Regions from separate parts of the Homo sapiens genome. Here region 2 is linked to region 1. Evidence: chromatin contacts called from ENCODE Hi-C data. All regions are on one chromosome and are shown on one strand. The core of a region is the stretch at or near the end of the contact, and the rest is flanking DNA. Distances in the headings are between cores, read along the strand shown.

What was found. A loop is a pair of places that touch in the nucleus more often than their neighbours do. Pooled maps may share reads with other maps.
Region 2: a map of endothelial cell of umbilical vein shows a loop between it and region 1 (4-fold over the local background). The contact joins two enhancer-like sites. A Hi-C loop is called at or near these places in 4 of 168 maps with a recorded cell type or tissue (Calu3, PC-9, endothelial cell of umbilical vein and 1 more) and 2 of 50 pooled maps.

The regions. Positions count from the first base shown.
Region 1 is chr1:218,704,676-218,707,375 of GRCh38, reverse strand. The region is part of intron 3 of LOC105372924 (a long non-coding RNA gene); the gene reads left to right. Among named protein-coding and RNA genes, the nearest start is that of LINC02869, 200 kb to the right of the region's middle. Within about 2 kb of position 1,340, at least 9 of the 41 ENCODE cell types and tissues checked have a DNase peak (open chromatin) inside an H3K27ac peak, as active enhancers do; they include endothelial cell of umbilical vein and mammary epithelial cell, where a contact is called at or near this core.
Region 2 is chr1:218,873,077-218,875,776 of GRCh38, reverse strand. It overlaps the pseudogene NXNP1. Among named protein-coding and RNA genes, the nearest start is that of LINC01710, 44 kb to the left of the region's middle. Within about 2 kb of position 1,341, at least 3 of the 41 ENCODE cell types and tissues checked have a DNase peak (open chromatin) inside an H3K27ac peak, as active enhancers do; they include endothelial cell of umbilical vein and mammary epithelial cell, where a contact is called at or near this core.

The sequences.
Region 1 (2,700 bases), core at 91-2,590:
GTCACTTCCTTCATAAAGTGGCACAAAATGTGGCATCTGGACTCTTGGATCAGCATGAAAGGGGATACTTTGGGGGTTTTCTACCAAGTTCCATGGACAGGATGCCTGGTCTGTAATGGGTAGCCCTACACGGCAAATATGGCATTCAGCTTTGCATCATTATAAATTAAAAATGCAATTTATGAAACGAGTCTTTTGCTAAGGATAGGTTGGTTTATGAAGTACCATCATGGCCTATCATCAGAAGGTCTCAAAATGGCCATGCCTTTATCTTATTATTTTCTTTCAGTATAAATTTGAACTTTCATTGTACCAATGGGTATAATAAATACCTCCCATCTGAGGGTGTACTAGCCTAAATCAGTGTCAGAAAGATGACCTCAAATTCCTAGAGCCTCTACCATAGATGTGAAATTCTAAATACAAAGTTTCTGGGTTTTTTTCCCCCCCTTTCAGGAAAGAACTCCCATTTCACTTTCCTCAGCAGTGGAATAAGTGGCTCAAAACAGCAACTACTGATGAAAACTCAATTTCCAAATACATTCCATGGCTTATTTGTGGACGGAAATGTTCTTTACCTTTTGAACTTTCAGATAGCTGGCAAAAGTAAATGCGCAAGCCTTTTTTTGTTGTTGTTAATTAAACAGGAAAAAATATCACACCCTGGCTTGGCTAGTAACCAAAGTCAGGGGTTTCTGAAGAATCACTTCACAGATGGGAGGCTGGATGACAGATACAAAGACCAGGCATGGTGCTCATAAAGGTGACACTCTTGGTATCTTCCTAGAAACCAGCAGAAGCCAGAGCTTCTGGAAGGGAGTGATGAGGAGGAGTGTAAACGATTCATTTACTCTGTGTATCATAACCTTGCACCTTATTGACTATAAATCAGAATCGTTTGAAAAATCACCACATCCCTTTTCTGTCTGGGCCTGTGAAATTGCTTCCTTTAATCCAGCAGAGAGATGCCTGTGGTTTCAGAGCTCTGGGATGTTCCATTCCATGTGCCACATGCATGTGGTTAGTTAATGACCTGGGTGTCTACTGAGGTTTGTGACCACGGATTGTTGCAAAGCTCTACCTGACTCCATTCTTCTCCTGGAGAAGATGAGAACATTCTTACCATATTAGTCATGCCAAGCCTCCACTTTTTTTGAATACACAGGAAATGTTTCTCTCCAACAGCACATAATTTGGCCAATAGCAGCTTCCTAGGTTCGGAGCAACTTCACCACCTATCATGAGTTCTCCAAGATAAAGTTTGTAGTAACAGTTTTAGCGGTGGAAATGTCACCAAGTTGCATAAACTCAAGACATGCTTTGGCATTCAGTCACTCTGCAAATATTTATTGAACAGAGTTCACTGGGGTCAATAGGATGAAGTGGATAGCAGTTATTTCTCCTCCCTAGAATTTCCCCATGACACACACCAAGTCACACAGGCACTATTTTGTTCTTAAAGGAGTATTTTAATATTGAATTATGGGCAGCAGTGCGAGCAGCACCACTCTTCTTATATTAAAGAGATGAAGATTAGAATGGCCACAAAGTTGGACATGAGATCCAGATGGTGCTATTTGGGGGCTGAAATGTACCCCCATGGCATCAGGACAAACAACTGCCAAAGCCAAGCTCCCAGTGCTAATGAATTTGTAAACAAGATCATGCACAGTCCTCCTAATTAATATTTTGTCATTTGGAACCTGACTATAGCCTGCCAGACAGGAAATCCAAGTCTGAAGCCATCTACATAATTCAAAAGAGCCAGTTAAAAAAACAGAAGGTAGAGGAAAGAGGTGTCATAGTCCACACAAAGCCAGTCAGTTTGTTACTGGGTAAAAATTGGTGAGTCATCTGTGACGGTCAGTTTTAGGTGTCAACTTGGCCAGGCTATGGTACCCAGTTATTCAGGCAGACACTAATCGAGGTGATGCTATAAAGCTATATGGTAGATATGATGCTGTAAATGTATTTGGTAGTCATCTACACTCAAGTTGACTTTATGTGAATGAAATTATCCTAGATTTTCTGGGTGGAAATGATCCAATTAGTTGAAAGGCCTTAAGAACAGCACTGAGGTCTCTCTGAAGAAGTTCTACCTGTGGACTGGAGCATCAGCTCCTGCTCAGGAGTTTCTAGCTTGCTCTATGGATTTAGAACTTGGAAATTTTTCTGTTTTGTTCACTATTGTATCCCTAGTACCGGCCCAATAGGCAATCCATTAATATCTATTGAATGAATGAATACATGAGCTTAATTCCATGGTAAAGTCAGCCAAGTATGTGAGGTGGTATTATTTAGATAAAACAGTTGACGTCCTAAATTTTAATTTTCTGCCAGTTTCCCCCGCTCTCACACACACACACACAGATACTCTCTCAAATGTACTCACTTGTGATCAAACCTTGTTCAGTCTTTCTCCCCCTCTACTTTTCTGCACAGTGGACATATTGGTCACATTTTCCCTATTGAGAACCTCTCTTCTTTCATAATTCTGTGCTGCTCATCCAACAAACTCCATCTCTACAGTTACCTTTTCTATGAATTATTCTAAGATTTCCTTAATAGAAGTTGTCTTGGTATCTCCTGAAAGCCTCAAAGCATGTGTCATCTCTGCTGTTCATGGGACACATAGCATTGATTGCCTCCTTCTGCAACTACATATCTAATAGATTGCTGCAAAAGTAATTGCAGCTTTTG
Region 2 (2,700 bases), core at 92-2,591, 170 kb before region 1:
GTTTAGAGATACGATTGCTTTTCAAAGGAGGAAAGAACACAAATATGTATTTTGGACTTGGTGTGATCTAATGATAGGTGATCTGCACATACTGTCGCATCTGATTCTTGTGACAATTCTCTGAGGCTGGCATTGTTATTATACTTACCTTTTACAAATGAGTAAACTGAAGATAGTAGAGTAGCCAATTGTCAGAGCAAATGCTGGCCTGTCTTTCAAGCCCAGTATTTTCCACCAACGTTAATGTTTCAGGTTTCTACATGAAGGTTCCTTTTCTTTCAATTCAGTCAGTAATTTCATCGCTTTTTGGAATTATTTCATTTTACAGTGATTTTTTTCTATACTCAGACTAAGTTTACAAAAGTGTTTTACATATTCATTTATTTATTCAAAAAGTATTTATTACATCATATCTATTTATTATATCTCGGATATGCCAGGCACTGTGTTAAATGTTAAGGAATTCAAGGAAATAGCCTCTTTTCTACCTGTAAGTTGCCTGTATTCTGGTAAAGAAGCCAAACATGTCCCCGGATCACTGCCGTGAGACTCCGTGAGGGCGGCCGAGCGCCTGTGTAGGAAGCTAGCTCTGGCGGAACAGTGTTTCAAGTATGTCCCTATTGGATTACTGATTCTGGGAAATTCTAACCCAGCTCCTGTGCATACTCCTAAACCTCAGACTTCTGCTCTTTCCCTCATAACCCATTTTCTGCTCTACAAACTGTTAGCTTCCTTTGCCAAGGAAAGGACAGTGGTCTAGACGTCAAGGAGCCAACATTGTGGTTAGAAATCAATCTCTGTTTCCCTGGCTTTGAATTACTATATGACTTCAGGCTTCCCATTTAACCTTTGCTGGCCGTGGTTATTTATTTGCACAATACAGGTAATAGCTACCTTATGAGTTGCTGTAGGGCTTCATTAGTTAATGTTTACAACATCTTTGAAAATATAGCATGAAAGCTACTAAGTAAGCGCAAATTATTATTATTATTATTAACATTATAATCATCATCAATCTATTTCGTATATAGCCAAAGGCTGTCTGCAAGAAGTGAATCATGATGGTTCTCTACAAGCCTGGCTCCATCTTCCAGGCTTGATTGCTAGATCCAAAGGCCCGAACCCAATGACAGGCATAGCAATTTAAATAAGTTATTTCTGTGCGTGTAAAAAGACAAATCATCTCACATTCCCACTTCTTGACTCTGTTGCTAGTTGCTCAACCTTCCTCCTGATCGTCATATAATCATCTCTGTGTATATAAAACATGTAGAAACTCTCCTAGCCAACTGACAATTATCTGGATCCCCTAGACAGCCCTGACATCTTATTCCTCTATTGTGTAAAGCAGGAAACTGAGACCACAGAAAGTGAGTCATAGATTTGAGTTCAAAGTTTGAATGAGCCCACTCTTTGTTTAGCAGTTGAGACTGCGCCTATATGCACAAGCATATTTGGAAAGAGAAACTTTACATTAAGCCACATAAATATCATTTTGATTATAGTTATTTAATAGCTGATTACTAAATAATTATTCAGCCTATTTAAATTTGCTGTTTCTAAGAGTGCTGATAATGACAAAAAGGCAGTTATTTTAAATAGGGAAAAATTCATTTTTAATAATGGATTTCTCTCTGCCTAAAAAAAGTCTCTTTTGCCCTTGTTTCCTGGTCTACTCTGACATATTTTTCATAACCCACATAAAACTTTTGCTCATTTTGGAAACTTCTGTAACTCCCTTTAGACTGTGGTGAATTTCCCTCCCTTGAATGTGTGATGCCTGATTATATGATTTATTTGGTAATTATTTATTTCTCTTTGGCATATCCCATTGTTTTCATTTGCAACTTTTCAAATATCTACACAGTATCTTCTTTTTACAATTAAATTACACAGCCTTTTGTGGGTAACACAGAAGGAGTGTTCATCTTTATAATCCCTGAGATGCTTAGGTTAGATTATTGGAAGTGGGATTCAATAAACATTTGTTTCTTCTTTTTTGTTCAAATATATTTGGGAGACCATTTTATATTGCCATTGAATATGATGGAAAGCTGCTACACCCTTTCCCTCTGATCCTGGGCACATAGGTAGACTACACTTCCCAGCCTCTCTTGCAGTTGAAGTGGGCCACGTGATTGAGTTTGGTCAATGTGAATGGTAGACATCATGCATGCCACTGCCTGAACTGGCCTATTAAAATATTCAGCACAATCCTCCCTGCCTGCACATGCTCTTTACTCACTAACAAGCTGAATGGAGAGAAAACCAAAACCCGAAACAAAACCCAAGGACTTAGAGAAAGGCAAAGTCACAGATAGAAAGATCCCAAGTCCATATGCCACCACTTGGAGAAGAGCTTTCCAAGAGAATTAAGTCACCAGGAAAATCCATGGACGTCTGTTGGGTGAGTAAGAAATAAGAAATAAAATAAATCACTGAAATTTGGGGATTGTTACAGAAGCATAAATTGACTTATAAAACATCTCACAATCATCTTATCCTTAATATATTCAAAATAGAATTCTTATTTCCTTTCTTCTGTATTCCTCAAATCCAGTGCTTCAGCAAGTCTTATCCAAACTCCCTTCAAAATGTATCTCAGTACCCATCAAATCATTCAATTTCTCTCTCTTTTTCTGCATCGTCAGCATGAGTTTGCTCCTGGGCTCTGTGATAGCCTTTAAACTGCTCCTGCTG